2 separate regions of the Homo sapiens genome follow, and region 1 is linked to region 2. A link is an interaction called in ENCODE POLR2A ChIA-PET data of the cell type or tissue named here. Cell type or tissue: K562. All regions are shown on one strand. Links, peaks and the distances in the headings refer to the core of each region. The heading gives the core; the rest is flanking DNA. Region 1 overlaps KCNK5 (potassium two pore domain channel subfamily K member 5). Region 2 has its middle 37 kb from the start of KCNK17.

Region 1 (4,392 bases), core at 323-4,322, 55 kb after region 2:
TAGGTCCTGCCCTCTGTCTAGCATCCCAGACCAAAGTCCAGGTTTTGCTTGACTGCTCATATAGCTGACCTGTTCCCGGAAGCCTCTTGGATCCCACTGGCCTCCTTCCTTCCTAAGCTCCAAAGTGCTTTCTTGTGTTCTAAGGTTTTCCATATGTACCTCCTTTCATTTTCTGGACCCTTTGGACTGGTCTATACACACTCCAGTCCAAAGTAGTAAGGCTAGTTCCAATTTTGAGGTTCTGGCACTCTTTTAACACCAATCCTGCTCCCCAGATTTGAAAAATAAAACCATGAAATATATGACAAAATTACATGTGGCCAAAATGCTTAGAATGGGGTACATTGAATTTTTTGGAAAGTTGAGGGTTAATATAAACACCCTCTTTGTCTCAGGCCTTGTTGGAAATTGTGAAATGCACTGGTCCACTTAACCGCCTTTGTAAGTAAAAGGAACACAATAGCTCTTTTGGTTATGGAGGATCTTGGAGGCCTCCACAGCCTTGGGTCCGAGCTTGAGTTCTTACTGGCTAGGACTGCAGAAGTGGAAAGTGGATAAGCTGGTTTTTTGAGAGGAAATTGAAGAGGTCCCTTCCTAATGGCTTGTTTCTTATTTATGTTCCACTCAAAAGTTGAGGGTAGCCAAAAAAAAAAAAAAGCCTTAGTCTGCCTTAGTTAACTGCTCTGGTTAGAGTTTTTTAACAGTGAAAGTAAATGTTTATTACATTGCTTTGAGCGTTTGACTAGAACCCTTAGGATGATTACAGATGGCACAGTAATAGAGAATTATTGAGGGTAGAAATTAGCAAGTGTTGAAAGTTTCCAGTGGGGGTGGGGGATGCAAAGGAGGTGATGATTGTTGCTTTTAAATATTTTCCTGGGGTTTTGCCCTATTTATAGTCTGGCGTTTAGAAGAAACAAAATCCCCCGGTTTTGGATGCTGTGCTTGGCTGGCCCTGACCTCGGGCCAAAGGCTTTCATCTTGAACTTGGCTGTTTGCTGGCAGATTGGGCTCAGCCTCTGAACTGTGTGTGTGGTTGGTGGTGGTGGGAGGAGGGAGAGAAGTGCAAGGTTTTGGGGAGCAGAGGAGCCAGGCCCCTGAGTGGAGCCTCCAAGACAGTCTTTGTCCAAATTGGGATGCTGTATTTGCATGGTGCTGCAAGAACCAGTTGGCCAGAACTGGGGTGGTACAGAGAAGTGAGGTAGGAGACCATAGGAAAGCACATGAAATAGGTTTGCCTCCTTCCAATATTCCTTGTAGGGAGTGGAGAAGATGGAAGCGAATCTCTTTGAGATTTCATTGAGTCCCCAGGGACCTCTGGAATAACGCAGAGGAACCCTTGCCTGTTCAGTTCTTCCCAAGTATGGCTGTACATAGAGAGAGGATGTGCTGCCCTCAGTAGGGATCTTTGTCCAGCTGCCACTGCGGGGCCTTGGTGGTGTTGCTGAAGGAATCACCAACCAAGCAGTATGTCTGATGGTTGTGGGAGTGGCCTCTGAAGCCACACCATAGTTTGCTTAGAATAGTGTATGGCACATCGTAAATGCTCACTAAGTGTTAGCTGCCATTTCTGCTATGCCCAGATATTCCTATGCTGCAATGGAGCGGTCCCTGCACAGGTGTGGTGGGAATCTAATTGGTATTACAAAGAATCAGGAAGGTCTTCCTAGAACAGAGAGAACGTCAACTGAATTTTTTAAACGCAAAAAACACAGAAACATATAATTTACCATTTTAGCCACGTTTAAAAGCCCAGCTCAGTAGTGTTAAGTATATTTACCATTATGAAACAGATCTCCAGAGCTTTTTCATTTTGCAAAACTGAAATTATACCCCCTTCAACAACAATTCTTCTCCCTCTCTACCCAGCCCCTGGGAACCACCATTCTCCTTTCTGTTTCTGTGAACTTAACTACTTTAGATGTCTCCTAAGTGGAGTCATATAGTATTTCTTTTGCTTTGTACAGTGGTACAACCACTGTGAAAAATAGTATGGAGTTTCCTCAATTAAAAATAGAACTACTGAGTGATGCAGTGCTCCTACTTCTGGGTGTGTATCAACCAAACTTCTAAAGAACTAGAAAAGGGATGGGGATGGTGGCTGTCTCTTGCCCATAGCCCTTGGGGAGGTGTTCTGCAGGATGGACCCAACAGGCTGTAGCCACAGGCCAGGGAGGTGAGAGTCACATGACTAAGCTCTTCTGGGTTGCCAAGGAATTTGAACTCCATCAAATTTTTGCAATTTTCAAGTAGGGGAGGGAACAACATTTCAGAAAGTTTCCTCCACAGCCATTTACAGCTTAAAAGAAGTGGAACATTCTACTCTAAAATAACGACATTTCTGTGGGCTGATCCCTTCACTCTGTGGGTGTTCTGATAAGGACACCCCCTCCTTCCTTTCTCCTGCTGATGTGATGTAGTGTGGGTTTTCCCAGAAAGCTCATATTGCCTACAGCCCCCAGAAAAACCCACTGACCTTCACACTCTAGTTCTTTTCCTACTACGAGCCCCTTAGGTCCAGGTCTGGGTCCCTGGCCCAGCCAAAGACATTCCGTCTCCCGTTTGGTGACCTTCCCAGATTGCATCTTCGCTATCCCTTTATGTAGAAGTGGGGGTGGTGTGCTCCAGTTGTAGCTCTGTTCAGCTGCCTAAGGCCTCTAGGCTTCTGGTGAGCAGTTATCCCAATCTCTGAACCTCAGAGACCTGGATACAGTGGAGTTGGAAACACAGAACGGGCCCTCCCTACTGGCTATCCTTTCTGTGCTTGATGAAACCTCAGATATTGGAGAGTCTTTAACCCTCTGGAGATCAGTGCAGCTGAGGAAAGATAATTGGGCCGCAGTGGTGAAATGAGAGGAAATACAGTCCAAAGTGCTCAGTGGTGGGTTGTAGATGGAAGAGGCTGGAGAGATGGGCAAATGTTGAAGGGGCTGGGGGGATTCATTTTCTGTTTTCTGAGGCCTGTAGCCAAACTCCTTGGCCTGTGGAAGACCTGGCTCCAAACAAAACACAGCCCCTGCCCTCAGGGGGCCCCTAACCTGGAGGAAGAATAGTAAGGAGCTGCTACCAGATTGATGTTGGTAAGTGCACCTGGGGACTCCAGGTGTGCACCAGGGCGAGAGATGAATTTTTACTTCTGCGCTTAGAAGAAGGCAGGCTTGGAGGGTGAGTGGCATGGGCAGTAGCCCTGTGAGCATTCTGTGGAGTGCCTACCAGGTGCCAGACATTGGGCTGGGATGTTACCTGTGTCTCCTTGAACCAGTTTTGTGGGCTAGGTATTGCTATTCCCATTGGACAGGAAACCAGAGGCCAGGTGACTTGCCTAGGTCTACACTGTTGGATAGAGGACTGAGATTGAATCCCTCTTGTTGACTTGGAAGCTTCGGTCTTGTCCATAAGTGGAGGTGGAGTCGGGGGCTGGGAGTGACAGGCTTGGGCAACCAATAGTTACAAGCACTTACTTGGCCACAGGCTGTGGGGGCCACAGGCTGTGGGAGCCACTGATGTGCATCATCTCACTGAATCATGGCAGCCACCCTCTGCAGTAAATTCTGTGATCAGCTCGACCTCACAGTAGAAGCAACAGAATGGACCATAGAGATTGAATAACTTGTCTGAGGCTATGTAGCTAGGAAGTGGAAGGATGAGGTTTTGAACCCAGAGCTCACACTGTGAACTATTCTCTTCTATGTGAGGCTACCTTGAAGGTGGGGCAAAGCAGGGAGCAAAGCATAGAGGCGAGAAAGTGCAGGGCATATGTGGTGTCCTCAGAGTCTTAGGGTGCATGGGGCTAAGAGTTCAGGATACTGAGCTGTGTGACTTCATTGAGCTAGTCATCTCATCTGCAAAATGGGATAATAGTACGGTATGTCCGTCATGCCCATAGGGTCTATGTTAACATGTTAGTGTGTTTGGCACATGTAACAGGTGACTGGCTACGTATTAACTGCTGTTCCTGTACCCAGTTCCTCTGTGTACTCTGTCCCTGACACCACCCTGCAGGACCCATCATGCAGTGAGCTCCTAATCTGGAGATGGGGACAAGGGAACATGATAAAACCCATCAAGTTTCTCCTACTGGAGTCAGTCACCCACTGTTTTCTGTGTCCTGCAAATTAACCACCTAAAACAGTTGATGGTCAACACCTAAAAATAGGGACGGTTTCCTTCTTTCTCTCTTCTAGCAGGGCTCTGCTCAGTCCTGGCTTGTCCCAGGCCTTGGTTAAAAATTTTCTGGAGAATTCCTGCGTCCAGATGGTCTCATGGGTATTCTCCTGGGATGATGGTTACCCAGGGTCTGGGATCAGAGCTGGGCCCTCACTCGAGGCAGACACCACCCACCTCCCCTCTCATCTTTGATTGGCTTTGAAATGTGCATTCTTTTTCCTCTCC
Region 2 (4,392 bases), core at 154-4,153:
AAATTATGATTCTAGGTTACTCTACCTGGCACTTCACAAACATTTTATCACCTAGTCCTCTTATGAACCCAATGAGGTAGCTACTGTTATTATCCCCATCTTTCAGGAGAAAGGCATTGGGGCCTGAAAGGGGCAGAGACCTGCCCAGCTGGCACAGCCAGCGTGTGGTGGAGTCGGAACTGCCCAGCTCCAGACCCTTGTTTTCCCTCACCGCACTGCCAGTGACCCAGCTGCTGCCACACCCTCCACCCTCGAAAGTGCTCCCAAGGAGAAGGCCACCTGAACTTCGGGCACGAGAAACAAGCCCTCTGGATAAGTTACAAAATGCTACAGGTGCTGGGGAAATAGGTGGTGCCAGGACCCTCTGCTTAGCCATAAACAGTGCATATTGAAACCCACTTAGGTCGGGTGTGGTGGCTCACACCTGTAATCCCAACACTTTGGGAGGCCGAGGTGGATGGATCACTTGAGGTCAGGAGTTTGAGACTAGCCTGACCAACATGGTGAAACACCACCTCCACTAAAAGTACAAAAAGTAGTCAGACATGGTGGCACGTGCCTATAGTCCCAGGTACTCAGGAGGCTGAGGCAGGAGAATCACTTGAACTCAGGAGGTGAAGACTGCAGTAAGCCGAGGCTGAGATCGCACCACTGCACTCTAGCCTGGGTGACAGACTGAGACTCTGTGTCAAAAAAAAAAGAAAAAAGAAAAAGAAAAAGAAACCTACTTAGGATCTCCCCTCTGCCTGATTCACCTGGTAGGGAAAGAATAGAGATGAGAACTAGCATTTGGCATCAGAGAAGCATCCACTGGGTGCCAGCCCTGGGACAGGCACTTATAAGATGATGACATTCAGCCCCAGGCAGAGCAGGTAATTTGGAAGTTCTTCTGTGTTTGAACCATCTGTGTGATGTCCTGAGGGCAACAGCCTCTACTGAGGGTGCTCAGGGCTCCACCCTTTGATCTTTCCTTCTCAATACTATGATTAGAGACCATGATCAAGACACACCTACCTACTGAGTTTCGAGGCCAGCAGGGTGGGCTAGCTAACACGGTGGAAGACAGGCTAACACGGTGGAGGTCAGGATCTGGATGGCAGTCTGCCCCATCAATATGAGTTGGTGTCCTTCAACATTTCCTACAATGGCCATCGAGGCCCTATTTGTGCCAGGCCCTGGACACCCGAATGGACAATAAGGGGTCACAGCCCTGGATGCAAATTGAGGGGGTTGAGTAGAACCACAAGAGCTATTGCCAGCTTCAGAGGCCACCCCCAGGATAGAATGATTAACTTGTGGGGAGGGTCAAGAAATGGTGTACAGGAGAGAGGCTTATCTGAGCCCAATTTTGAAAGACAAATAGAATAATAGGGTTCCTGCCCATGTAACCGCAGGATTCGTGTGAGAATCAGATGAGATAATGGGGACAGAATCTTGTGACAGAATCTCTTAAATCTTTAAAAAAAATTTAAAAACAACTTCTATATTTCCACTGGTTAGGAAATTGAAGCCCAGAAAGGTGGTATGACTTGTTCAAGGTCAACCAATGATTTAGAGGCAAATGCAAGACTCAAGACAGACCTTCTGATTCCAGCACTGTGTTCTGGCTTGTATTAGTCCATTTTCACACCGCTATAAAGAACTGCCTGAAATTGGGTAATTTATAGAGAAAAGAGGTTTAATTAACTCACAGTTCTGCATGGCTGGGGAGGTCTCAGGAAGCTACAATCACGGCAGTAGGGGAAGCAGGCACGATCTTACATGGTAGCAGCCGAGAGAGAGAGAGAGTAGGAGGAACTGTCAAACACATAAAACTATCAGATCTCGTGGGAACTCACTCACTATCACAAAAACAGCATGGTGGACACTGCCTCCATGATCCAATCACCTCCCACCAGGTCCCACTCTTGACACATGCGGATTATGGGGATTACAATTCGAGATGAGATTTGGGTGGGGACACAGAGCCAAACCATATCATAGTGCCTCTAACTGACTTCCATTGCCAAAACTGCTTGTCTAAGTATCTTGTTTATGAATGTTACTATAGAGTGGTGGCCCTTTACACTGTAGTATGAATTAGTGGCCAGCATGCTTGACAGAGAGCGCAGAACAGGGCAGTGAGGGAAATGTAAAAGTGGGAAGAGAGGTTGGAGATGAGAAAGAGACAAGTTGGGAATATGTAAGGCTGGGGGCCAGGAGGAACATTAAACTTCCTAGGGGACAGGTTTGTCCCCCATTTAACATTAAATTAAATGGGGGACAAGGAGGTTTGCATGGAAGTAGGAAGAGAGCTCAGGAAAGAGAGGTGAGGGTGCCAAACACAAACTTTACTATATGATCTGAAGGCCCTGTGTCCAAACCCTTCCTCCCCAGAGTGAGGAGCTGGGCCTGGGGTAAGACAGGAGAGACCTATCCTATGGGCTCTCTCTGAGCCTCCAACTCCACTGAGAGCTGTCCTGGCGGGAAATGGGAGTCTCACCTCCATATTCCCTTCCTTGTACAGAAGGGAAGAGGAAAATAAATAAGAATAGGAGATCTTCATTCAGGCTTCATGGGCCATCCCTGCCCCCACCTGGAGAGGAGGCTTGCAGTGACTCTTCCTTGTTTACTAGAAACCATAAGCTGGCAGTGAGGATTCTTGTTCATTATACCAAAGTGCAGAGTCTAGAGCCTCATCCCCCAGGTTAACTGGGCTCAGAGGATAATCCAGTCTTTTTTTTTCTTTATCTGTCTTCATTTTTGTTGACTTGGCCCACTCCACCCTCTCTCAACCTACATGATCAAGCCATAGAAGCAAATTTGCAGAAGACAAAACAAACAAAAATGTAAAGCAGAAAATTTGAAATGCTCATTATTCCACTCCCTAAGTGAATAAATTATTGGTTAACACTTTGGCACACTTTCTCTCTGTCTTCGTACCGGAAACATACCTGTATATTTCCCAGGAGACCAGATGGCCTGTGTAAAGTCTTCATATGCAGCTCCCTGACTCATAGGGGTGTAGGGAACAGTTTTCTTTTCTTTTTTTTTTTTTTTCTTGTTTTTTTTTTTTGAGATGGAGTTTCGCCCTGTAGCCCAGGCTGGAGTGAAATGGCATGATGTCGGCTCACTGCAACCTCCGCCTCCCAGGTTCAAGCGATTCTCCCGCCTCAGCCTCCCAAGTAGCTGGGATTACAGGCATGTACCATCATGCCCAGCTAATTTTGTATTTTTACTATAGATGGGGTTTCACCATGTTGGCTAGGCTGGCCTCGAACTCCTGACCTCAGGTGACTCACTTGCCTCGGCCTCCCAAAGTTCTGGGATTACAGGCGTGAGCCACCAGTCTTCTTTCTTAAAAGCCCCTTGGGCACCCATAGAAAGGCTGGTCTGTGCATCTTCCTGGTGGATCCTGGTATCAGATCATTTGCATGTATTGACCTTTCAGGCTGATATACATGAACATCCCTGGGACATGGACCAAACCCTAATTCCACAAGTGCAGACAGTCCTTCCACCTCCCTGCCACCACCCACCAAGCTGGGAACTTGAGGATTCTCTGCAAATCCTACTCTTCCAACCTGTCCCTTAATCTAGAGGAACTTCGTCAACTTCATGCCCGTCTGCTGTGGCCTCAGAGTTGGAGCCTTCTCTTATTCTCAAAATTAACAGCGTCTGTCTGGACCTGGTCCATTCGGGGTAGTTCAGCTAATCCCTGCCAAGCTAGCCTGAAGGCACTTATACTCCATGGGTCAAAATGTCTTAATGTGCAAACTAAAGATGCTAACTGATAATAACAGTAGCTGCCAATCACTCAGGGCAAGGCACTATACTGGGTTCTTTAGATTATTGTCTTTACAGCCCCATCAGAGGACACTCCTAGATCCCACTTTACGGATGGGGAAACTGAGACTCAGAGATGTAGGCTGATTTGCCTAATGACACCTGGCAGGGGAGTCCAAAGCCATGGGACTTTCCCATGGGAAAGGAATGGGACCTTCCCATTCCTCTCCACTGTCTCCATGATGCCCAGTGAAAAACATTTTAATATGTCAGTGCCAGATGGAACTTTTGCTCATCCCAAGATAGCTCCATAGTAGTGCACTATCCTGACATAATTCCCACAAAAAGCACAAGATCTCACCTCTTAGTTTACCTGAGTGGCCTTTTCTCAGCTAAAAGCACACATCCCACGAGACTATTTAAATCTTGCAAACAGCTCTATCACCTCTGTCACTGCCTTCAAGGATGCCCTGGGAACCCCAATTTGGAAACATCTAGCAAGGTCAGCATATCCAGTCACTGGCCTCCCACCAGGTGGTCAGTTATCTTGGGGATCTCTGTCCCATTCAGTCACTCATTGGTGAGTTCTTGAGCATCTGATATATGTTCAGGACTGAGCTTTACATA

The links. Peaks named below come from ENCODE experiments on the same cell type or tissue, not always from the same donor. Only the 100,000 strongest peaks of a DNase experiment are listed, where the experiment ranks them.
Region 1: POLR2A ChIA-PET joins it to region 2 with 9 read pairs; 4 of 35 experiments call an interaction of 5 or more read pairs at or near these places.

What each region holds. Positions count from the first base shown.
Region 1 is chr6:39,220,352-39,224,743 of GRCh38, reverse strand. All of the region lies in intron 1 of KCNK5 (potassium two pore domain channel subfamily K member 5), which reads left to right. Among named protein-coding and RNA genes, the nearest start is that of KCNK5, 6.9 kb to the left of the region's middle. In K562, for the core only: no CTCF peak of the experiment used is centred there; DNase peaks (open chromatin) are centred at 1,478 and 2,393; H3K4me3 peaks cover 2,163 bases.
Region 2 is chr6:39,274,982-39,279,373 of GRCh38, reverse strand. No RefSeq gene overlaps it. Among named protein-coding and RNA genes, the nearest start is that of KCNK17, 37 kb to the left of the region's middle. In K562, for the core only: no CTCF peak of the experiment used is centred there; no DNase peak of the experiment used is centred there; H3K27me3 peaks cover 1,064 bases.